3 separate regions of the Homo sapiens genome follow, and all the other regions are linked to region 1. Evidence: chromatin loops called from intact Hi-C (ENCODE). Cell type or tissue: gastrocnemius medialis. All regions are shown on one strand.

Region 1 (8,000 bases):
ATTAGCCAGCTGTGGTAGTGCATGCCTGTAGTTCCAGCTACTCGGGAGGCAGAGGTAGGAGGATCACTTGAATCAGGGAGGCAAAGGTTGCAGTGAGCCAAGATCATGCCACTCCACTCCAGACTGGGCGACAGAGCGAGACTCCATCTCAAAAACAAAACAAAATCCAAATCAAAAAACTATATAGCTATCACAAAAGGAAATTACTTAAAAGGAAAAGAATCCATAACGATCCTATCAGTCTTGCACAGCAAATATTCTCAAGGCTTTGTCCACATGCAGACATATTTTTACACAATTATATTCATTGTGGCAATGTGACTTAGCTTTTACTTTTGCAGTTACCATTTATTATAAACTTCTTGTTTATATCCCTACACAGGGAGGCAGTTTAGGCTCATGATTCTGAGTGTGGGCTTTGGAGTTAGACAAACCTGGGTTAAAATCTCAGGCATTTCACATGAGTAGTGAGTCTTGAGCCAGCTCCTTAATGTATCTGAACTTCAGAGGCTCCAGCTGTGAGATGGGAATAATAGTACCTCCTTCATAGGTTCATTCTGAGGATGGATGTTTGTAAAGGCACAGCAGCAAAACAACTGGCACTCTTCAGGCTTTCAATGAATGGCAGCTGGGTTGGTTTGTTTGTCTGCTGGTTTTTTTTTGAGACAAGGTCCCACTCTGTTTCCCAGGCTGGTGTGCAGTGATACGATCATAGCTCACTGTAGCCTTGACCTCCTGGGCTCAAGTGATCCTCCCATTTCCATCTCCTGAGTAGCTGGGACCACAGGTGCACATCAGGCCCAGCTAACATTTTTATTTTTTGTAGAAACAAGAGTTTCTTTATGTTACCCAAGCTGGTCTTGAACTCCTGGGCTCTAGCAATCCTCCCACCTCAGCCTCCCAAAGTGCTGAGATTACAGGTGTGAGCCACCATGACCAGCAGCAGTTGTTATTGTCATTGGACCAAGTAGTTATCCACTGAAAGGAATGACATCCCAGGGAGGTCATTGCAAACAGACCAAGGGGTTGAAAGAGGAAGGAAAGAATCTCATTCATGCTCAGCAACTGGGACTCAGGGACCCTCAGGAAGAGACTTGCAGAAGGCCGCATACACTATGTGTGTGTTTGTCTGTGCATGTGTGTACACATTTATATAAGCTCTAAAGATCCGGGAGTCTAGGCATGTATGGGGTGAAGTTACCACATTTGAGCATAATTCTGGAAAAGGAGAATTCCAGAGGGTCCCCAGGTCACCTGTTTCAATGGCCACACAACATAGCAACAAGAGCCATAAAGAATGAAATGCAGAGCCCAGTTGAAGACATTCTCTTGTTTTCTCTCCTTGAGTCTTCAAAGGAGTCCTTGGGAAATATGCCTGGAGGGCTGAAACTTATTAGGAGGTCAGACTCTGAAGACGAAAGAAAAGCATTCTTGTACCAGGTGGTATGCGACTATCAAGCCATTTAATCTGACTGTTTAAAAAAATGATATAGGCTGGGCACAGTGGCTCATGCCTGTAATCCCAGCACTTTGGGAGGCCAAGGCAGGCGGACCACAAGGTCAAGAGATGGAGACCATCCTGGCTAACATGGTGAAACCCCATCTCTGCTAAAAATACAAAAAATAAGCCGGGCATGGTGGCACGTGCCTGTAGTCCCAGCTACTCGGGAGGCTGAGGCAGGAGAATCGCTTGAACCTGAGGCGGAGGTTGCTGTGAGCCAAGATCGCACCACTGCACACCAGCCTGGGCGACAAAGCGAGACTCCATCTCATTAAAAAAAAAAAAAAAGATATAAATTTATAGAGAAGCACTATTCCAGGCACTTTAATGAACGTAATTAAATAATTTAATCCTCACAACAATCCTATAAAATAGGTATTGCTATTATCCCCATTTTACAGATAAGGAAACTGAGGCATAGAACAGCTAAGTAAACTTGTCCAAGGTAACACAGTAAATGGTAGAGTCAGAACTGAAAACCCACAGATCATGTTCTTCATCACTATTGTACCCCAAGCAGGTGAAGTGGGACATATTAATTATATTATAATTAAAGTTGAATGGTCTTCATGAAGATACCATGTCATAATTTGCTCAACCATTCCCTTTTGATTTAGTATTTTCCACTTTTAACTTTAATAAACATCTCATGCATGTGGCTTTTCACTTGTGTTGAATTATCTCCTTAGGATGGTTTCCTATGAGTGGCATTCCTTGGTCTGAGGAGATAAATCACTTTATAGTTGTTATTACATGTTGTAGTGTTTTCCAAACAGGCTGCAGTTTACAATGCCACTAGCAGGTACGCGTATATTACTTTCACCACCACCTTGAGCAGTGTGGGTGGAATTCTTTGTATAAATAAATATACATTTATAAAAATATTTGTTTAGTGTAATAGCTGCAAGGTTGGATGCTACAATGTGCAGCATCAGGCGTGCTAGTCAGCTTTTGCCGTGCTTCCAGGAGGTCCTCTTTATTCGAGGCCTCTTTATTCACTGAGTCAGCTCACCTGAATCTTGGCCATCATCCTCCATCAGGCCAGGCCCTGGACTTCGAAACTGTCTGAACTTTGAGAGGTGAGGGGCCCACACTTTTGGCCTTTGGTCTATAGCCTGCACTTAATGCCACAAGACATTGGCTAGGATTTCTTTTCCACTTGACCAGATGGCTTTCCTGCAAGGAACTGTAATGATTTAGAAGCCTAGATAGCTGCCCTCCTGGTCTAGGGTAAGTCCTGAGAGTTTAACATATTCCCAGGTGCGGTTAATGCTGATGGTCTGCCGTCCACACTTTGAGTCACAAGAACCTAAGACACCTTTATTCCTTAGACAAATCAGACAGCAAATAAAGCCCAGAAAGTCCCCATTATAACTCGCTAATTCCAGCTCTGCCACTGACAGGCTCTAGCCTCTCTAAGCCTCGGTTTCCTCTCTAAGGAGAGGTACCCTCTCTAAGCCTCAGTTTCCTCATCTGTAAAATGAAGGGATAAGACTAGATGCTCCCTGAGTCCCTTCTATGATTTTCATTTCCATCTTGGAATTTGTTAGCCCATTCATATTAGTTCTAACATAATAGTCATTCTACAAATAAAAGGATGAACACAAGCACCCTTGAAAGCACTGGGAGTACCAGGATGAGCAAGCTAGACCTCGTCTTTGCTTTTGTGGAAATTCAAGTCTAGTGGGAAAGACAACTAAATCAGAGTTGGAATATAGTTTGATAAGTATTTTGGTAGAAAAACCTCAGGATGTGAGGAAGCAAATAGAAAACAGATCTCACTCAGACAAGTGGGAATCAGAGAAGGCTTCCCAAAGGGATCATTCCTAAGCTGACACCCCAAGGATGAGAGGTGTGATGCAGGTGAAGTTGGGCAAAGGAAGTGGGACATGTTGCAGGCAGAGGGAACCTTACTGAAACTGGGATGCAATAGTTCCAAACTCAAGGCCAGGCGTGGTGGCTCATGCCTGTAATCCTAGCACTTTGGGAGGCTGAGGCGGGCGGATCACCTAAGTTCGGGAGTTCGAAACCAGCCTGGGCAACATGGTGATACCTCATCTCTACAAAAAATACAAAACCTTAGCTGGGTGTGGGGGTGCGCACCTGTGGTCCCAGTTACTTGGGAGGCTGAGGTGGGAGGATTGCTTGAGCCTGGGAGGTGGAGGTTGCAGTGAGCCATGATTCCACCACTGCACTCCAGCCTGGGCGACAGAGGGAAACCCTGCCTTAAAAAAAGTTTTGAATTCAGAACATCCCCCTCTGGCTGCAACTCTTTACCCCAACCTTTCTCCAGATTGCCATCTCTTTTTTTGTTGATTCATTGTTCTCTACATTCCATACACTTGAGTGGAGGGTATACATGTCACACACTCTCCTACAGGGCAGAGAGAGACTATCAAGGTGAGTAATGCCAGGCCTCGTGCTTAAAAAGACATGTCAGCCGGCAATTCCCATACAATGTGATAACTCTAATAACAGGTGGTACTGGGTGTGGGTGTAGAGGGCGTGTGTGCAAGTGCACTCAGGAAAAAGCACTTAAGAAAATAATTGAAATTGTGTGGGCAGGATCAACAGGACTTTCGAGTCTTTGCTAGGATGGAAGAGGACTGGCTTTTGCTTAGTGACATTGTGGCCTTCTGTGGACGCACTTTGTGGCTCACCATCCCCTTACCTTAACGTACGTGAATTTAACAAACCAGGCCACGGACAGTGCTATAACTGAACAGTAGAGGGCGCAAAGAGACTGTGTGCTTGACACAAACTGTCCCACATACTTGCCAATCCAAAAGGAAACACTGTCAAGAAGGCTCTGAAAGAAAGATGAGGGAACAGTTGAAGCCCAGAGAAGGAAAGGATCACACAGCTGATCCCCAGCACAGCAAGCATGTTCCGCTAGGCGCCTGCAGTTTACTCTGTCATGCTGTCAATTTTCCAAACTCTCAATTCATATACTTCGGGATGCTCCTAGAAGCACTATTCTTTTTTCCTTTCCATTTCTTTCTTTCTTTATTTTTATTTGGGGAGGTAGGGGAGCCATGATGTAGAGGCACATTTCTGTTTATAAATCTCTTACAAATACAGTACAGTACAACACTGAGCTGTGTGCTGTCTTTCTTCCTAATCTGAAATTGGAGTCAAGTTCCCTGGGGAAAATGCAATGGCGCAGAGCATGGGCTCTAGATAAATCTAGGTAAGTTTTGCCTCTTCTTGGTATGATCTTGGAGGCATTTCTTTTTTTTTTTTTTTGAGACAGACTCTCGCTGTATCACCCAGGCTGGAGTGCAGTGGCGCCATCTCGGCTCACTGCAAGCTCCACCTCCTGGGTTCATGCCTTTCTCCTGCCTCAGCCTCCTGAGTAGCTGCGACTACAGGCACCCACCACCACGCCTGGCTAATTTTTTGTATTTTTAGTAGAGACAGGGTTTCACTGTGTTAGCCAGGATGGTCTCGATCTCCTGACCTCATGAACCTTACCAACTCGGCCTCCCAAAGTGCTGGGATTACAGGCGTGAGCCAGCGTGCCCTTGGATGCATTTCTTAATCATCTCAAGGCTCTGGATCTTAATCTGTCAAACTGGGCATTGTTCACACATATACCTCACAAGGCTGTCAGGGTTAAGTGCGTTGATGCAAATGTGCTCTTAACAGTTCCTGGCAAGGAGCACTTGCTCCATCAAAGTGTCCTCTTATTCTCAATCTCCTGGCTGAACAGCACTGGTCAGCCTCCCTGCACGGGTCAGCCTCCCTGCACCATGAGGAGTCCAGCCCTTGCAGTCAGCAAGTTTGTTTGGCTTCAAGTCCCAACGCTACCATGTCATTTACAGGCTATGTGACCTTGAGGAAGTTCCTTCTCTGCCCTGGGCCACAGTTTCCTCATTCTTCAAACAAGGCTGATAAGGTCACTGGTATTACTACTGATGCTCCTCGACCTATGATGCAGTTACATCCCAGCGAACCCATCATAAGTTGAAAACGTACTAAGTCAAAAATACATTTAATACACCTAACCTACTGAACATCATAGCTTAGCCCTGTCTCCCTTAAACATGCTTGAAACACTTACATTAGCCTACGGTTGGGCAAAATCATCTAACACAAAGCTTGTTTTATAATGAAGTATTGGTATCTCTTATTGATGTTCAGCTGAATGTGTATTGCTTTCACACCACTGTAAAGTCGAAAGTTGTAACGTGAACCCTCTGCACTACTTCTTCTGTTGCAGGAAGAATTCCTTTTGACTCAGTTCATAACACATTTTCTGATGCCCTGATATGCCTTAGGCCCAGTGCTGGGTTCTGGAGAGAAAGAGACAGATGTTTGAGGAATCTAGAGGTCAAGTGGACTAGGCAGGCTGGTGGTCATGTTACCGGAGACTATGATGAATACAAGAGAAGGAGAAGTTAGGGGGCTCCAGGAAGTCTTCCTGGAGGAAGTAAAATGTTCAGTTGGCTTTTGAAGGATGAATAGGAGTTTGCCAGACTCCTTTAAAGTATGCTTTTTCTTATTCTCAGTCTTCTGGATGAACAGCACTGGTCAGCCTCCCTGCACTGACCTTATCAGCCCTGTTTGAGGAATGAGGAAACTGTGGCCCAGGGCAGAGAAGGAACTTGCTCAAGATCATGTCCTTCTTTAAAGTCAATGGAGATGGTTTGTGGAATTATGAGCCCTGAATGGGAGGTTTGTGACACATACCAGCCAGAGCTTTACTTCAGTTGTAACCTCAGGGCCCTCAAGCCCATTACTCCAACAAGTGTTCCTCTTTTCTCCCAAACACCCCTCTGGATGGAGGCAGGGGAGTCTTGGCAGGCTGGTGAATTAAACCTGCTTTAGAAGGAAGGAAGCCTTAATTACGGTGATTGGGAGATGGCAGGAGGCACCCAGACCACACAGATCACCTAGAGGCTGGGTCACCCTGATCAGCACCTGTCCAATGGGAGCATCCTATGGCCAAAGGTTCTCTGCATCTCTCTGCCTCCAATTGGACTAGGCATGACAATCTCAGCCTCTACTCCACCTCCAGTGCAGCCACACCAGGGGCCCTCTAGCATCCCATGAAGCTGTGAACTCTGCAGGAGGTGGGTGCCATGTCTGAGTTCTTTTCTGTAACCTCAGCTCCTGGCATAGAGCCTGGCTGAGAGGACCTCACTCAGTAAATGTTTGCTGAATTGAATTGAACTGAGCCCAGAATTCTTGACTCTTTCCAGTCAATGTTTTTGTTTTCCTGTCTTGGCAGGAGCAGAGGGAACAAAGAGGTAACTGGAGAGTATGTAATGAAGGGATTACTTAGAGAGACCTGAGCAGGGTTAAAGGAAACCATAGTGAAGCACCCAGAGACCAGCCACTGCAGGAAGCCGTAACCACCCCTAGGCCTGCAGGGGAAAAGAAAGGGAGCTGGTGAAGGATTTGGCAAGAGCTGCAGCCAGGAGAGAGGACCTGCTTGACAGGCATCATGGATGCAGTCATTGCCAAACCACAGCCTGCAGGGAGTGGCCAGGAGACTCAATGTCCACCCTCTCTCTCATCCTACCCAGCTTCTGCTAGGGTCTCCCACTGATGGAACCCAATGGCAGCCAGAGGCCAAAGAAGCCCAGATGGTCCAGGCCACAGAAGGCAGCTGTGCAGGCACAGGCCAGAGTGACTAGAAGTAGAGAGCACATCTGGATGGGCAAGGGAGAACAGCCAGCACCAGAGGCTTTCCCCAAATTATGGTTTCCATCACATGGTCATCAGAACTATTTCAGGAGCTTGTTTCAAAAGCAGACTTCCTGGGCTCCAACCCAGACCTACTAAATCAAAATACCTATCTCCAAACTAGACCTAAATCAAATACCTATGAGGCTTGGGAATCCATAGTTGTAGGACATTTCCCCAGCTGATTTTAATTCACATTCATTTTTGATAACCACTACCTTGAACAGGCGCTTTGGACGGTATAGCAGTGGGTACCGTTAGAGGATCTCTGGAAGTATAGAATTACAATAATTCTTAACTTGGTTAATTCATAATTTGAACTTATAGCATCACCTCCAGGTATTGGGACCTGATGATGTTGGTTCCCCAGGCCTGGGGGACCTCAAAGGATCAGAGAACCTCAACACATTCATCCAATGTAACTGAGCATGTATTAACTTCCAAGCCCTGTGGAGAGTTCTGGCCACACAAAGGTGAATAAAAATGGTCCTTGCTTGGGATTTCCTAGGATAACTCTTAGGTCCATCTAGGGATTCTTCTGGGGCTCCAAAGATCATCCTCAACATGTGAGGATGACTTTTCAGTGCCTCTGCAAGCACCAGCTATGGCCAGGCAAAGTAACAAATCAAACCCATGGCTTCAACCACTATCTACACACTATGACACCCGAATACCTATGTCTCCTGAGTTCTGAGTATTCAGCTGCCTACGGAATATATGCTTGGAGGCCCCACAGTTCCCTCCTATCCACATGTGCCTAAGAGGACCCCTATTCCATCCCTGCTCACCTCGCAAGTCCCCTAACCTA
Region 2 (8,000 bases), 81 kb after region 1:
GTGAAGAGCAAGGTGGCTGGGCCTGCAGCTTACCCACCCACCTGCATGGAACCAGGAGGTGGAGGGCAGGGGACATCAAAGATGACCCTATTCACGAGTAAGACGAGTACCAGAGTTAGTCTCTCCATCGATACCTGCATCGCCTCCTCCTTAGTGGGAAACTCAAAACAGGCGAATGGGCCTGGGTGGATTTGAACCTTCCCTTCTCCCTACAATATACCTGGGACAGGCCCGGCCATTTCACATCCATATGGGAAGTGGCATGGTCACCAGTTTGTATTCTTATGATCTGTAGACCTTGTGAACTCTGTGTCTGCCAGGCCAATCAGCTGAGGAGACTGAGCCTCCCCATGTCTCAGAGCAAGTTTGGTGTTCACAGCCTGAGCTTCAGGTTTATGAGGCAGGAACACTAACTAGAATATAGGCATATTCAATTTAAATCCTGGCATCCCTGGCCAGGTGTGGTGGCTCACGCATGTAATCCCAGTATTTTGGGAGGCTGAGACGGGAGGATCCCTTGAACCCCAGAGTCTGAGACCAGCCTGGGTATTATAGTAGGACCCTGTCTCTACAAAAACTGAAGAATTATCTGGGCATGGTGGTGTGCATCTGTAGTCCTAGTACTTTCTAAGGCTGAGGCAGGAGGATCACTTGATCCCAGGAGGTCGAGACTGGCATGGGCAACACTATGAAGCCCCATCTCTACAAAAAATAGAAAAATTAGCTGGGTGTGGTGGTGCGGTGCCTGTAGTCCCAGCTACTAGGGAGACTGAGGGGGTAGTATCTGTTGAGCCCCAGAGGTTGAGGCTGCAGTGAGCCATAATCATGCCATTGCACTCCAGCCTTTGTGACAGAGTGATACCCTGTCTCAAAAAAAAAAAAAAAAAATCTGATGTCTCCGGTGGCCAGTTATGTGGGATTGCCTCTCCTAATCTTGGTTTTCTCACCTGTAAAACTGAGGTGAGTGATTTAAGACAGCTCTCAATATGGCTACCTTGGTTCAAATTAAGCAATAATGTGAAGGTGATCTGTAACTAAAAATTCTTTATTGTTGGACCATCCCTGGCTGAGTCATTGAGAACTGGACTGGAGCCATATACCTAGGTCTTGCCTTTTCCACTTGTACCTGCCCGACTTTGAGCTTCTCCAGACCTCAGTTTCATTACCTGACCCATGAGGATAATAAGTGTCTCCTTCAAGGGTTGTAGTGAAGATGAAATGAGTGACTGTATGTAAAACTATTAGAATAGTGCATGGCACGTGTCAAGTGTTAGCTCTTACTGTATTTTCATGTCTGCCCAGAAGAAAGCTGTCAGGGAATTGCCTGTTGTAAACAGTAAATTCTATTTAGAGTAAAATTTAAAAAGCAAATAAAGAATTCTATCGCAGGCTTCAGTAGTCAGGTTCCCTTCTGCAAAGAACTGATAGAATGGGGGCTAAAGAAGTTGTGGGCACCTAAAAAGTACAAACTGGCTTCAGTAGAAATAGTCACATTACTGTCATGCTAATAGAATCATGGCTTATCAGGCAAGCAGTTTTAAGTATAAGCTTTTATCCCTCCACCCTCAATAAATATATATATTGCAGAGCATACATTTCTTTAAGATTAATACTTGTGCCAGGCACGGTGGTTCACGCCTGTATTCTCAGCGCTTTGGGAGGCTGAGGCAGGCGGATTGCGTGAGCCCAGGAGTTTGAGACCAGCCTGGGCAACATGGTGAAACCCTGTCTCTACAAAATATACAAAAATTAGCCAGGTGTGGTGGTACACCCCTGTAGTTCAAGTTACTGGGGAGGCTGAGGTGAGAGGATTATTTGAGCCCTGGAGGTCAAGGCTGCAGTGAGCCATAATTGCACCACTGTGCTCCAGCCTGGGCAACAGAGTGAGACTCTGTCTCAAAAAAAAAATTAATTATTGTATATGAAATTACTGGATCAAAAGGTACACCTACATTTTATGATATATTTTGCTAAATTCTTCCAAGAGGGGCATCTGATATAAGTCCTCACTGTGACCAGCTAACCAAAAGCACATTTTCTTATTACATAAAAAATAAAGTCCGGCATAGTGGTTTGCACCTGTAATCCCAGCTACTTGAGATGCTGAGGTGGAAGGATTGCTTGACCCCAGGAATTAGAGACTGCAGTGAGCCATGATCATGCCACTGCACACCAGCCTGAGCAACAGAGCAACCCCATCTCTTAAAAAAAAAAAAGTGATCTTCAGGTAAAGTACCCAAAAATATACAATGATGGAAAATTGTTAATGGCCTGCCAAGGCTTTATGAGGCTCAAAGAATAAAGTATATTTTTTGGAATATATGTTTATTCCAGAATGTTCCCTGCACCTGTGCCACATAGAGGTCTGTACCAGCCTCAGGGTGCACAGATGGATAAAACACACTGCTCTCCCCAAGGAGTCTACAGCCTGTAGGGAGGCAGATGTGGATGATACTAGCAGTGGAGATGGCCACCAGGGGTGCACTTCATCCTGCTTAGGGAGAGGGGAGAGCATCTGGGAAAACGTCCTAGGAATGACCCCTGAGAACCGCCTCTAAGATCAGGTTGGAGTTGAATGAATAGCAGGTAAAAGTCTTTCCAAGTACAACAGCCGGGCAGCTTGAAATGCTGTACTTTGGAACCTGGGATATACCCTCTCTTTGCTGCAAAACATAAAATATTATCAACCAGAAGAAAGCATGGAACTTAAAATGACAAGGTATTTCCCACATAAGCACTTCCTTTTTTGTTTGCTATAATTAGCTTTTGCATGTGTTGCTTTCTCACAGATAGGAAAATGGATTACTTAGGAGTTTGGAGCATATAGTATAGTAAGTAGGTAAGAGCAGGGACTATGGTCAGAGTCTAGCCTCCAAATTAGCAGCTGAGCAACAGTGGCAGACCCCTTTGGGTCTGTTTCCTTATGTGTTTAGTGGGGATAAAAAGCATTGCCTATATCACAGGGTTACCATGAGTAACAAGTGGGATGACATCATTGAAATCGATGTGAAACCGCCCAGTGTTTTGCAAATGTTTATCACTGTTTAACTTTGTTTCCCCCTAGTGGTTAGCACAGAGCTTTGCACAGAGTGGCCGCTTAGGATTTAAAGGGAAAACCACCCCACAGGGAGGCTCATTGGTTGTGTTCGAAGCTCAGAACATTTGTCAGCAACTTGCCTAAAGAGAGAACCTTGCTGTTCATGTTTGCAGAATGATACCAGGGATGGGACTGTTAACTGGTATGATGGATAACCTTATTGGGATCCAGGAGGATCTCCATGAGCTAATGAAACCAACAGAGTAAAGGTTCATAGGACTCCACCTTGAGGATCAGGAAAAGTCATTTACAGCATTTGGTTGGCCTTTGGGGACATGATTGCTGCCATCAAATGGCCAGCAGCGGCTCACAGGCCTGGCAGGCAGGCTGGTGGGGTGGTAGGAGCACTAACTGGGGTTCAGATCACCTGGGTTCTGATCTTGACCCTGTCCCAAAGGTGTCTTTTCCTTTCCAGACCGCAATTTCTTCACTCTTAACATGAGAGCTTTGAAGGAAGTGATTCTAATGCTTTCTAGCAATTTCCTCATTGGGCATGCTGTGTCAGGGCATTTAAATGATTTCCTGTGAACGCACCATGTGCGCTTAACCCTGCACAAACTCACCAGCCACATAGCCTTGACATTTCTTTCCACAGCTTGGCCACATTTGGCTGGCCTTAACAGCCTCTGGTCTAACCTTGACCAAGTCTGCATGCATTGGTCACTTGGCTCTCTGCCCTTTTCCCCTTCCAGAACTGAAATTTGCATCAGCCTCTGTACAGATCAGTTCTGAGCACCCAAATTTCTGAGCACCTACTGTGTGTCATGCCTGGTGCTGGGGGCCCTAAAGGTGAGTCTGACCCACTCCCAGCACTTGAGGCACAGTGTAGGAAGGAAACAGATCCCTTCGTTATGGTGTGGATCTCAAAAGAGCAGCCCTGTGTTGTGAGGGCAGTTAGGTGAACAAGGCTGAATGAAACATAACCTTTGCATCTTCCCTTTTTTTTTTTTTCTTTTTTGAGACAGAGTCTGGCTGTGTCACCCAGGCTGGAGTACAGTGGCTCAGTCTCGGTTCACTGCAACCTCTGCCTTCCAGGTTCAAGCGATTCTCATGCCTCAGCCTCCCAAGTAGCTGGGATTACAGGCATGCACCATCATACCTGGCTAATTTTTGTATTTATACTAGAGATGGGGTTTCACCATGTTGGCTAGGCTGGTCTCAAACCTCTGACCGCAGGTGATCCACCCGCCTTGGCCTCCCAAAGTGCTGGGATTACAGGCGTGAGCTACCATGCCCGGCTGCATTGCCCTTTCAACTTCATGGTGAAATTCACCCAAGCAGCTACCTGTCTCACCCACTTCCCTTCTGAGATTGGCCACAAAGTATCACCATATCTTTCCCATACTCTGCCCTTGTAACAGAGAAGGAGTTATTTGATTTGGAAATCTTTGGTGTTGAATTGAGAGTCCTCAGGAGGCTCCTGGCATTGCAGCGAGCTACAGGAAGAAATTCATTAAAATATTTGGAAAGATCAGGACTAATTTTTTTTTTAAAGATGAAGTAGAAGCTTTTTTTTGTTTTGTTTGTCAAGAAAATGGAATACGAGATCGGTTGCCCCATTAGAGGTAGAGATTATCTCCTCAATTCTGTTTTTAGACAAATGGGAAAACTTGTGGAGAAGGGAAATGGATGTCCTCAGGTCCCATAAGCCTGGTCCTTTGCTCTTCACCTGGTGCCATCCTTTTTCCCAGTTTCCTCAATGGTCCAGACACCCAAATGGTTTGAGTCCTTGAGGCAGCCATGGACACTTGTACAGGTTGAGCACTGCACAACTCTCAAGAATGCCCATCACATCATAGGCATCAACAATTCAATTCACATTGGCAGACAACAGTCAAGGGTCTCAAGGGAGCAGTACCATTTTGCCCAGGGGCTAGTCTGGAAGTCACCCTTCCTTTTCCCTCTGCACCTGCAGGTCCCTAATGTGATTCCCCTGATAGCCCCAGAATCTCTCTTCATATCTTCTGACTCCCCTTAGAATGTGTCTTTCTCCCTAGGAACTTTGCTGTTGCCTGAGCCCTGACCATTCAGCCCCACTCCCACCCACCTTTTGTCCCTGTGGCCTCTGAGCACATCCTGGTCCCCTTTCTTCCACACCTCCCTGAATCCCAGGGGATGGGTCAGGATGTGGAGAGTGGTCAGGTCGGCATGGCCTCCCTTCTGCCTACACCCAGTTTTTAGAGCAGATTGGTCCAGTGTTATGGTAACCTTGGGGTATGGCAGAGAAAGCCTGCACCGTGTGTGGCATATGGATTGTGGCATTTCCCCCAGTGGGTTCTCTTTATCCAGTGGCATGAGTGCAAACTGCTGTGCTGACCACAGTGTATGGAAGAGGTGTGGGATTAGAACAGGGCCTAGGTTCAAACACCGTCTCCTAATTTTCTCCCTCTGTGTCCTTGGGGAGAATGAGAATTTGATTGGATCATGTGTGATAGTATCTTAGCCTATAGTGAAGGCTCAGATAAGTGTGGAATCTGGAGCTAGTGAGAAGCTTCAGTTCATGTGGTGTAGAACTTACCAGAAGAGTATTTCTAATTAATGTTATTCTGATGATGCTGTAGATGCTTATAAATGCAAACCATATTAAAAAGGCAAAACTAATTATGATTTTCCCCTTCTTCTGTCTTGATAGCTCATTTTGGAGACTATAATTCTTCCATACATCATCCAGGCTATCTTTCCGATAGTCACTTTATACCCGATCAAAATGAGGACTTTTTAACAAAAGTCGAATCTCTGCATGAGCAGCACAGGTGAGGGGGGCTGGGGTGGCCTACTTTGGGGACTTGGGTTGGGTATTTTCAGACATCATATCCCTTTGTGTTTGATGCAGCCTCTTTCTTTTGTGCATGAATCCTCTTTCAAGATGTCGGGGGTTTTTGAACCTTTGAGCTGGTATGGTGGCAGATATATTTGGCATAACTAGCATTTCTGTAAAGTGTAAAATCCAGTAAGAGTTTAGGGTGATAGCTGCTGCGTCCTTTTCAGGATGTCATTGAAATCAGTAAATTCCTGAAGGAAATGCCCATTTTGAAATCTGATTGCCCCACCAATGGACTGTACCAAGGTAAACCTCTTAGCAGTTTACCACATTTAATAAAACAAGCTGTTCCTTCAGGTCTTGTTAAACAGACAGACAGATGGACGTACAGTGCTGACCAGTCTCCTGTGTTCAGTTCATGAAAAGTGCCCTATGTCCAAGTGGGGAGCATGAGTCTTCTGCAGTTGCCCCTGCGTATTTGTTGCGAGCCTCAGCTCCAACACATATGCCCAATTCTGGCTGCTCTTCCCCTTCCTTGTTTTACTTAAAGCTACAGCAGCAGCTGTGCAGTCCAGGTCAAATAAAGGCCACCCTGACCAAGAAGGCCAGCTCTCAAGGGGCTGCTCTCTTCTTGGGAAAGCCATAAAAACAAAGGCCAGGCAACCAAGTGTCCTTTCTAAGAAGGCATTGCCAAACCTCTCTCCCAGAATTACTCCCAGGGCAGAAGTCAATCTCCTAAAATAGTACGGGGCCAGTGGCGTTTGAAAGTTTGAGGCCACTGCCAAAAGAAGAGATAAAGGCAGAGAGACCTAAAGATTCCCTACTAATTAGCAACTTGGAATAATTAGGGCAGGGATTCTGAAAGGTAACAGTCTTCTCCGTCTGAATATTGTGAGCCCACTAAAGGGGAAGTATTATTTAATTTAAAAACAAGAGGGTCTAGAGGGAGTCACATTCAATGGATAAGAATAAAAACTTGCTTTAGTAGAATTTAGCATTAGATTGCTGAAGATTGATAACATAAGGCATTTAATAACCTTACAGAAATGGTATCAAATGTTCTAGATTTTTTAAAATTGGAGTTAATGCCCTCTCTTTATTGGATGAACTCTGCTTTTTGTCTTTTCTTCCGTAGTGGGCTAAAACAATCAGAAGCAGAATCCTGCTATATCAACATAGCGCGGACCCTCGACTTCTATGGAGTAGAACTGCACAGTGGTAGGGTATGTATTCTTGTTATGTCTTGGCTCAAACATTATGTTTTTATTTTAATCTCTGAGAGTTTGAAAAATTCTTTGATGAAACTATTTCTTTTTCATTATAACAGGACTTTTTAAAAGATATTTGGAAGGTTTATTAAGTAATGCTGAATTTTTTGTTGGTCATTTGTCCAATTGCTTTTTTTTAATGTTTGCTTTTGTACTTGAAGACTTTTCCCTTTTGAAGGGTTAGGGGACTAGAAACTAGTAATTTTTGTAAGACCATTTTATATTATGGTTTTAAAAGGCAAAAAATAGGTATAAATTCATTTTTCAGGTGACGGTTTAAGGAGCCAAGATTTCTACTACTTAATCTCAAGTGTTGCTCAAATTGGAGATAGTTACTCATATATGATAGTTTTTTTAAAAAGATTATGGTGATATAATTGTTAAAATCAATAAATATTTGAAATTAGTTGTGGCTACTTTAGTAGGATTTACTAACATCTGTCATCTGTCAAGCAATTTCTATGCACCAGTGGATTATTTCCTGCGGTAATACCATGAGTTCCATATGTTATCATTAACCCCATTTTACAGATGGAGAAACTGATACTCAGGGACATAACCGAGGTCACACAGCACACAAGTTGTAGCTTCAGCACATGACCCCTCACTGTCTAATTAGCATCTGACCTTTGATCAGTGGCATACGTTTTCTACCTGTGATTGGTCCACATCATATCCAAAAGGAAGCAAAAATTAATTGAGCACCTACTATATACTAGCCTTTATCCAGATGCTTTCATATGAGACCATAAGGTCTCACCTTGTGATCATAGAAACCTTGTGAAATCGACATTCTAGTTATTCCCGTTTTATAGATGAGAAAACCGAGGCTCATAGAGATTGAGTAAATGATCAGATTTTAAATCTATGTATT
Region 3 (8,000 bases), 280 kb after region 1:
ACGAGGTTCCACCGTATTAGCCAGGATGGTCTCGATCTCCTGACCTCGTGATCAACCCTCCTCAGCCTCCCAAAGTGCTGGGATTACAGGTGTGAGCTACCACGCCCGGCCTATATATATATATTTAGCATTTAAGATCTCATCAGCCAAGCACAGTGGCTCATGCCTATAATCCCAACACTTTGGGAGGTTGAGGCTGGAGGATTGCTTGAGCCCAGGAGTTCAGGACCAGCCCGGGCAACATGTGAGATCTCATCTCTTAAAACAAACAAAAAGATTCCATCGAAATAGGATCATGATGAGGAGCCCTGAGCCTTTTCTCAGTCCCTCTAAGAGCCAAGTTGGTTTAGCAGAAAGAAGACAGGCTTTAGGATTCTGCAGATGTTGATTCTAGCCCTGGCTCCCACTGACCAGCCAGGCGACCCTGAGCAGGTTTCCCAACTCTCTGTTAGGCAACTGTTCCTTTATCTGTAAAACGAGGTGGTCACATTTGTTGACCTCATAGCCTTGTCGTGTGGATTAAATAATAACAGATGTGAAGTTCCCAGTACAGAGTCTTGTCTGGAGAGAACATTCCAAAGTGGTGGCCAGATTATTGACAGTGGTTTTAATAGCAAGGGGACCCACATGTGGCTCCCACCACAGTACCCAGTGGGAGATGCTCAGGAGGGATCGGTGCCTCCCCCTGCCGTGGGAAGAGGCTCTGCGCATCACTGGAGCTTCTGGTGCCGGTGCTGTGAGGTCTCCCAGCAATGCCAGGGCAGGCCTGAAATGGGAGTAAAATTACTTGGTTTGCCCAACTGAAACAGGACCTCATTTTTGTCACCAAAATATGACATTGAGACTGCATTCTGGAATATTTCCTACTGTTTCTGTTTGTGAGCTCTAAAAGGACAAGTGAAAGTTGCTGTCTGGGGTTTTCCTTGTTATATGTTCATTTTAAACAGCCAATAACCAAAAAAAAGTCATTATGTGGAAGTTCCTATTAGAGTATGTAGCACATAGGAATAGTTCATGATTGTTAAATAAATCATTAATAATGCCACTCTACAACCTATTTTTCTTTTTTTTTCTGTTTTTTGTTTGTTTGTTTGTTTAGCTCTAAAACAAATCCAGAAGTCCATAATTACCAGGTAAGATACTGCTTTTAAAGGTTTTCTTTAAAGAAGGAAAATTTTAAAAATAAAATTTAAAAAAAGGTTTTTGTAAAGTTTCTAAATTTTCCATAATGAGCAGTCATCATATTTGTAATCAGATTTTGAGAAAATAATAACAATATTTGTTTTTTTGAGAAAATGGTAAGAGAAGAGCCCTTTCCTTCTGACCCCTGCCACTTCTTGGCCATCTGAACTGCCTGTTTTTCTTAACCTTGTCAACTGGCAAGCATCAGGGACATATGTTTAAGTTTCTGGGTGGCCACACACAGCCCCTTAGTGGCATTCAAGTGAGGCAGCTTTTGGTCAAAGTGTGTTTTAGGCCTAGGGAACATGAGTCCCTTGAGATGGGCTTCCAGGAAAGGATGTTTTGGTCAAATGTTTGGGAAATGTCACATCTTTCATTCCCCTTCTTGGATTTTACAGTGTCCACTGAGGTATAAAAGTACTGAGAAATCCTGCAAGAAAGACATGTTTTATTTTTTTAAATGTATTGTTTCCCCAAATTATTTGCGAATTGCTCCCCTCTCACGCCCCTGATTAAAAAAAAAAAAAAAAAAACTAGTCTTGAGCTGGCACGGTGGTGTACATCTGTAGTGCCAGCTATTTGGGGGAGCTAAGGCGAGAGGATCACTTGAGCCCAGGAATTCAAGGCTGCAGTGAGCTATTATCATGAATACCACTGCACTTCAGCCCAGACGACACAGTGGGAACTCATCTATTTAAAAAGACAAACACTAGCCTCAGCCCCTTCATATCTTTTTTAAAAAAACGCTAGCCTCAACCCCTACCATTTTTTGGTAGTGGTGAACTCATTAACACGAATAGATACATGGTTTCTAGAACCTGCTTTGTAAAGCACTGTGCTAGGTGATGTGCTAGGCCCATTGCCTGCAGGAAGGAGCACAGGTACGTTTCTATGGCTGGCGTCTTGCTGTTTCTCAGGACGGCCAACCAGGGCCTGTGCCGCCTGCCAGCTCACCCATGCCTGGTAACATGGAAGGTGTGGTTTACAGCTCAGCCTGGATCAAGCACATTCTTCCTAAGCCACTGTGGGTGGCTCTCTCTCTGGCCATTCACAGCCTTGTACCACCTGGTTCCAACTTCTCTATTTATTTCTCACCACTCCCATCACGCTCCATATGTTCAACTCACAGGGAATTGCATAATTGTTGCCCCATAATTTCTTCCCACCATTCTTTGCCCGTGTTTGTCTGCCTGGAATTCCTTTGCTTCCTATCAGTATATTAAAGTATCTCTCAAAGACCAACTCAGAGTTGGCCACAGTGGCTCATGCGTGTAATCCCAGCACGTTGGGAAGCCAAGGCAAGAGGATCACTTGAGCCCAAGAATTCAAGACCGGTCTGGGCAACATAGTGAGACCCCATCTCTATTTTTAAATAATCCTGGGTTCAAGTGATTCTCTTGCCTCAGCCTCCCAAGTATCTGGGGTTATAGGTGTATGCCACCACGCCCGGCTAATTTTTACATTTTTAATAGAGACAAAGTTTCACCATGTTGGCCACGCTGGTCTCAAACTCCTGACCTCAAGTGATCTGCTCGCCTCAGCCTCCCAAAGTGCTGGGTTTACAGGTGTGAGCCACCGTGCCCGGCCAGGGTTCTTGAATCTTGTTATTCACTGATTGTTTTTTGTTAAGGGGTTTTCAGGTGTGAGTAACTGAAAAGTTGTAGAGACAGGTAATTGATAGGTGATCAGTGCTTGAAGGAGAGAAAAATTTTAGAAAAGCAAAGCAGCTGAGCACTGCCTGTGCCCTCTCCGCATAGCCTGTAGTGTGTTCTCACTGTGCGTTTTCTGCTTAGAGTGAACATGAGGCGATTGTTGAAATCAGATCTACTGAAACTCATCTAGGCATTGTTATCGCAACATCATTGGCAACCACGGGTCCTTTGGACCTTGCCAATCTTAGAGGTCTTGTGTTCTATCAAGGGTTGGGAATAAATTGACCGGGAAGAGAACGTCCTGAGAAGTGGCCTGATTGGCATGTGAATACCGTGAAGGGTATTTGAGAGGATGGTGTTGCAGCATTTATCTTATTTCAAGCACTGCAAGGTCAGCCAGCTGCAAAGGATGGATCTCTGTGTTCTCAATGAGGACGCTGTTGGCATTTGGGGAGGGAGAGTTCTTCATTGTTTGGGACTGTCCCTGGAATTGCAGGATGATTAGCTTCCCTTTTCTCTCTTACTATGACAAGCAAACATGCACACAGTCATTTCCCATTGTCCTCCAAGGGATATGAGTGTACCAGTTGAGAACCAGCTGGGTTAACACTAAAATACTCCTTGACAGTTGAGAATGTGAATAAATTGCCAGAGGAGACCAAGGAAGTTTCCAAAATCTTTTTCCAGGTCTGTGGCTAAGGTTCCCACCTCTCTCTCTGATGAATCTGATTTGGTTGTGTTTAAAGCCAGAGGAAAACATAGAGGGTCCAGTTCTAGGTCAGCCTTTCTCTATTGTTGAACAGCCAATGAATGGAACCTCATTCTGGGCCTGTCTATGTGATCAAAACACCTGGAACAGTTAGACTCTGGGCAAATCATCTAAACTCTGTGGGTTTCTGTAGCCCCTAAAGGAGAAATATGCAGAGATTGCAGCAGGGAGATGCTAAAGCCCTGGTCAGCTCCCAGATCCTGCTACTGAGGTATTTTCTCCAGATTCCTTTTCCTGCAGCATGTCCTTCCGGGGGCTGCAGAGTCTGCTTGCTGACAGGCGTCTTTGAAGGAGAAAGGAAAGGCTGCTTGAATACAGAACAGGCAGGGAGGGCATCTCAGGTCCATGAAAATGGAACGAACAGAACTGCTGAGATTCTCTGTGCCAGAGAGCAGGCCACTGCTTACTAAGCAAAGTATCCTGAGAAGGAGGGGAAGAAATAATTAAAAGAGTAACAGTGGCAAGACTGTAGTGACTTAAATGTCAGGAGGGCCTAATTTGCCCCTTAGGAGATTGAGCCTTGAGAAGCCCCTGACTTCTGCTGATGTCTAGGACCACTGCCCTCTGCAGGCCAGAAGTGGAAAGGCAGGCTGCTACCTAGCCGGCTAGGGCTGCACCTCAGTCCGTTTGTGAGTACAGGGTCTGTGTTCTCTTCTTAAAATGGACAACTTCCTTCAAAATTAGCGGGGTGTGGTGGCACGTGCCTGTAATCCCAGCTACCCAGGAGACTGAGGCAGGAGAATCGCTTGAACCCAGGAGGTAGAGGTTGCCAAGATACTGCCATTGCACTCCAGCCTGGGTGACAGAGTGAGACTCTGTAAAAAAAAAAAAAAAAAAAAAAAAAAAAAAAAGACAACCTTCAACCTCCTTCCTTCTCTTCTTTCTCTTTCTTCCTTCCCTTCCCTTCTTTTTCTTTCTTCTCTCTTTCCCTACCTGCCTTCCTTCCCTCCCTCCCCTCATCCCTTCTTCTCAAACTCTCTCCCTCCCTCCTGTTTTATCAGGATGATAAGCGCTCTGGATGGTTTTGTTTGTTTTGGTATTTTGTTTTGGATTGCATTTTAGAAGATTATTTTTATTGCATAAACCAGAGAGAAAGAAAAAACCTTCACCCACGGCCCTGCTGCTTCACTTAGCATCCCTGTCCAGTCCTTGTCTGTGTGCAGATGTAACTGTTCCACATGGTCATTGTCATTTTCAGCAATGACAAAAATTGTTTCTGAAGAGAGAAGTTGCCTCCCACTCTCCCCATCTCTCTGACACCTTCCGCCTCTTCCCTTGGGAAGATGAATACAGCTTGTCTCTGGTACTCCGGACGACCCCCTTCAAGGCCGGTGTTGTCACCTTCTAAGGGCAGCTTCCCAGCCCCTTCACAGGGAGCCGCCTCTGGAGAGGGCAAGAACCGGCACTGGGTGCCAGCCCCCAGCCTTTGTCAGAGGGGGAAACGTGATCGTCCTGGGAAACATCCACCCCCTAGCCAGGGTCTATAGCCTTTCCATTCTTAGTCCCCCAGCCCCTCGGGTGGATGCCAGGAACAGACAAAGCGAATGAGGACCATTGAAATTAAAAGGTCATCAAATAATCAAGTTTGGTGTTTTATTTCTAGCCTCAATATCATCCTAATATCCATCCCAGCCAGCCCCGGTGGCATCCTCACTCTCCAAATGTCAGGTAAGTGCTGGTGCTTCCAGAGCTGCACCTTCGAAAGCTTTCCTTTCTCTAGAAAAGTTCAGATTCTGCTTAGTTAGGAGTAGAAAGTCTGCATCAGAAATAACCCTTAAGGGATGCATTGTCATGGCCGAGATGAATAAATTTTCAAAGCAAAGGTAGCCAGTGATGTGTGTGGATGTATCAAAGGTATGCTTTGTGAAATAAAAAATGAATTGATTTTTTAAAATCATTCTGATCTCATATATTCTTGGTTTTTAGTTTTGTGTTCAAGATGTTACTGAAAATTTCTAAGTAACATTTTTCTGTCCTGAGAATTTGTTTACTTTAAATGTGATGAAAGCTTGGGGATTTTGTTGTCATGGGGTTTTTTTTTTTTTAAGGATTTTTTTTTTTTTTTTTTTTTTTGCGGGGGTGGGCTGGGGGAATGAGTTTGCTTTTTGTGGCAATAGATATTTTTTCCCTAAACTGAGGGGTCAATAAACTTTTTCTGTAAAGGATCAGACAGTCAATATATTCTGCTTTGTGGTCGCTGTCACAACTCCTTAACTCTGCCATTGTACTTTGAAAACAGCCCTAGACAATCCATAAATGAGAGGCTATGGCTGTGCTTCAATGAAACTGATTTAGAAAAACAGTGGGATTGGGCCGAGGGCTGCCATTTACCAACCTTGGCCCCAACCTACCATAATCCTTTCTAAGCCAACTGGCATCTGCTGGACTGTGTTTATAGTTAGGCTTGACAGGTTTTTTGTTTTTTTTTTTTTTTTTTTAAGGCTAGCTTTGTGAAAGCAAATGTTCCTTTTAAGATTTGAATTTTAGATCAGTCTTAATTGGTGTTTATGTGTGAAGCTATTTCAGAAACATAGTTGGCAAGTTCAGTTTGCATAAAGGTGAGGTTGCTAGCCTTTCTCTGAGAAAGTATGGAGAATAAAATGCTGGAAATAAACCCACTTAGAGCAAGGCCAAAAAAAAGTTTGTTGGGGAATTTTGTAACCCCAAAGCGTGATTGTTTATAAACACTTGGTAGTCACTTAACTTTTTAAAGCAGATTAGGTTAGTGGAGTAATAATTCTAAATCTTACTGTATTTCAAAGGTGCTTTATTCTTCAGACGTAAGAAACAGAAGAGATTTCTAGAAACGCTATTTTAATTAACATTGTTTTTACAAAAGTTTGTGCTTATCATTGCCTGTTTTATCATGTTAGTTTCCTTCTGAGGCATGGCCTAGAAGCAGGCCTTCTGAGGAAAGCCGTAAACAGTGCCTCTCTGGGGTGGGCCTGCTGTTGGCAGCTTTAGTGTCATCTGGAAGCTTGTTTAATGCAAATTCTCAGCCCCACCCCAGACCTACTGGATCAGAATCTATGGGGTGGGGCCCAACATTTTGTGTATTTTCAAGCTCTACAAAGATACCCCATGAAAACAGAGTTTGTTAGTCCAACACTTTTGGCAAATGCTGCCTGAGGCATTCATGGTGCATGCTGGCATGCCTCCAAGCAGCCCTGTAGTAATGGAACATTTTCCACCTTCACTTAGCTTTCTCCAGACGGACTTGACCCATGAGACACCCTTTGAGAAATGATGACTTGACCATAGACAGACCCTTGCTCTGCTTGGAAGTTCATAGGTGATCTGCATCTGAATTTTTAAAATTCTTACTAGGAAATCCATTCATTTCCATTCATAGCCATCCCCATTCACATGGCTCATGGTTCCCCCTGCCCCATTTCCTTTGTGCTTGTGTTGTTTCACTTACATTTCTGCATTTTCTTCCATTCTCCCACTAACCATTCGCTCTGCAAACAAAACAGGCCATCCTTTCAGGATGACAGGTCGCATTGGAAAGCATCGGCCAGTGGAGATGACAGCCATTTTGATTATGTCCACGACCAGAACCAGAAGAACTTAGGAGGGATGCAAAGTATGATGTATCGAGATAAACTCATGACTGCACTTTGAGAGACTGAAGCATCTCTCTTCCATTCACCTTCATAGTTTCATTGCATTCCATGAAAAGTGTCTTGGCCTCAGATGGATGGATGTGTTTGGACGAGTGTCTTTAAGGAGTAGTCCTGAAAGGTGTTTTTGGTGTCCATGTAAATATTTGAAGATAAAACCACTATAGCTTGTCATAATTTACTGTTGACTGCATTCTCATTAAAATGAAGGTAAAGGCTCAGGAATCATATTGATGTTCTGATTTTAAAATTGGAGTCAAAGTCTATGTTTATCATTTTACTATGTTCCTGATGTTCTTTGTTATTTAATTAATGGGAGCAAATAAAACCAGAAGAGCTTGGGAAGATTGCTCAGCATATATTCCTGTCGTAGAAGTTGAGATTGCTAGGGTCCAGTTTCCCTAGTGTGGCCTGGACGAGTCATTTCCCCTTCATTGACCTCATTTTCCCCATCTGAAAAGAGAGGGTTGGACTAAGTGATCTCCAAGGTCCTTTCCAACTCTAAAATTCTGCAATTTGTTAACATTTCATTTTGTTTAGGTTGAGGACATACATTCAAACTAATTTTATCACAAGGAAAACTGCAATACCCACTTCCTTGACAGAGTTACTCCTTTCAGAAGCTAAATAAAGTATATAACTTATTAGATGTTATATAGATACAGGGGGACTTTGAATTTCACATCTTAAAGCAGTTGAGCTACTTTGAATTTAAGCAGTCGTACTAATCTTAAATTGCATAGCATTTGTTTTGATCGAATTTGCTGCTCAAGT

What was found. A loop is a pair of places that touch in the nucleus more often than their neighbours do. Peaks named below come from ENCODE experiments on the same cell type or tissue, not always from the same donor. Only the 100,000 strongest peaks of a DNase experiment are listed, where the experiment ranks them.
Region 2: it touches region 1 in a loop (7-fold over the local background); 66 of 110 quality-filtered maps call a loop at or near these places.
Region 3: it touches region 1 in a loop (4-fold over the local background); 24 of 110 quality-filtered maps call a loop at or near these places.

The regions. Positions count from the first base shown.
Region 1 is chr9:109,516,906-109,524,905 of GRCh38, reverse strand. It overlaps a transcript of PTPN3 not described here. Among named protein-coding and RNA genes, the nearest start is that of MIR3927, 9.4 kb to the right of the region's middle. In gastrocnemius medialis, CTCF peaks have their summits at 4,021 and 4,229 (motif pointing right); a DNase peak (open chromatin) is centred at 4,215.
Region 2 is chr9:109,435,964-109,443,963 of GRCh38, reverse strand. PTPN3 (protein tyrosine phosphatase non-receptor type 3) reads left to right here. Exons shown (of 26, transcript NM_002829.4): 8 at 5,730-5,850; 9 at 6,994-7,081. Among named protein-coding and RNA genes, the nearest start is that of PTPN3, 58 kb to the left of the region's middle. In gastrocnemius medialis, a CTCF peak has its summit at 3,072 (motif pointing left); DNase peaks (open chromatin) are centred at 3,076 and 6,482; H3K27ac peaks cover 2,747 bases.
Region 3 is chr9:109,240,889-109,248,888 of GRCh38, reverse strand. It overlaps EPB41L4B (erythrocyte membrane protein band 4.1 like 4B), which reads left to right. Exons shown (of 26, transcript NM_019114.5): 14 at 1,100-1,133; 15 at 5,207-5,271. Among named protein-coding and RNA genes, the nearest start is that of EPB41L4B, 76 kb to the left of the region's middle. In gastrocnemius medialis, a CTCF peak has its summit at 4,166 (motif pointing left); DNase peaks (open chromatin) are centred at 3,018 and 4,178; H3K27ac peaks cover 2,633 bases.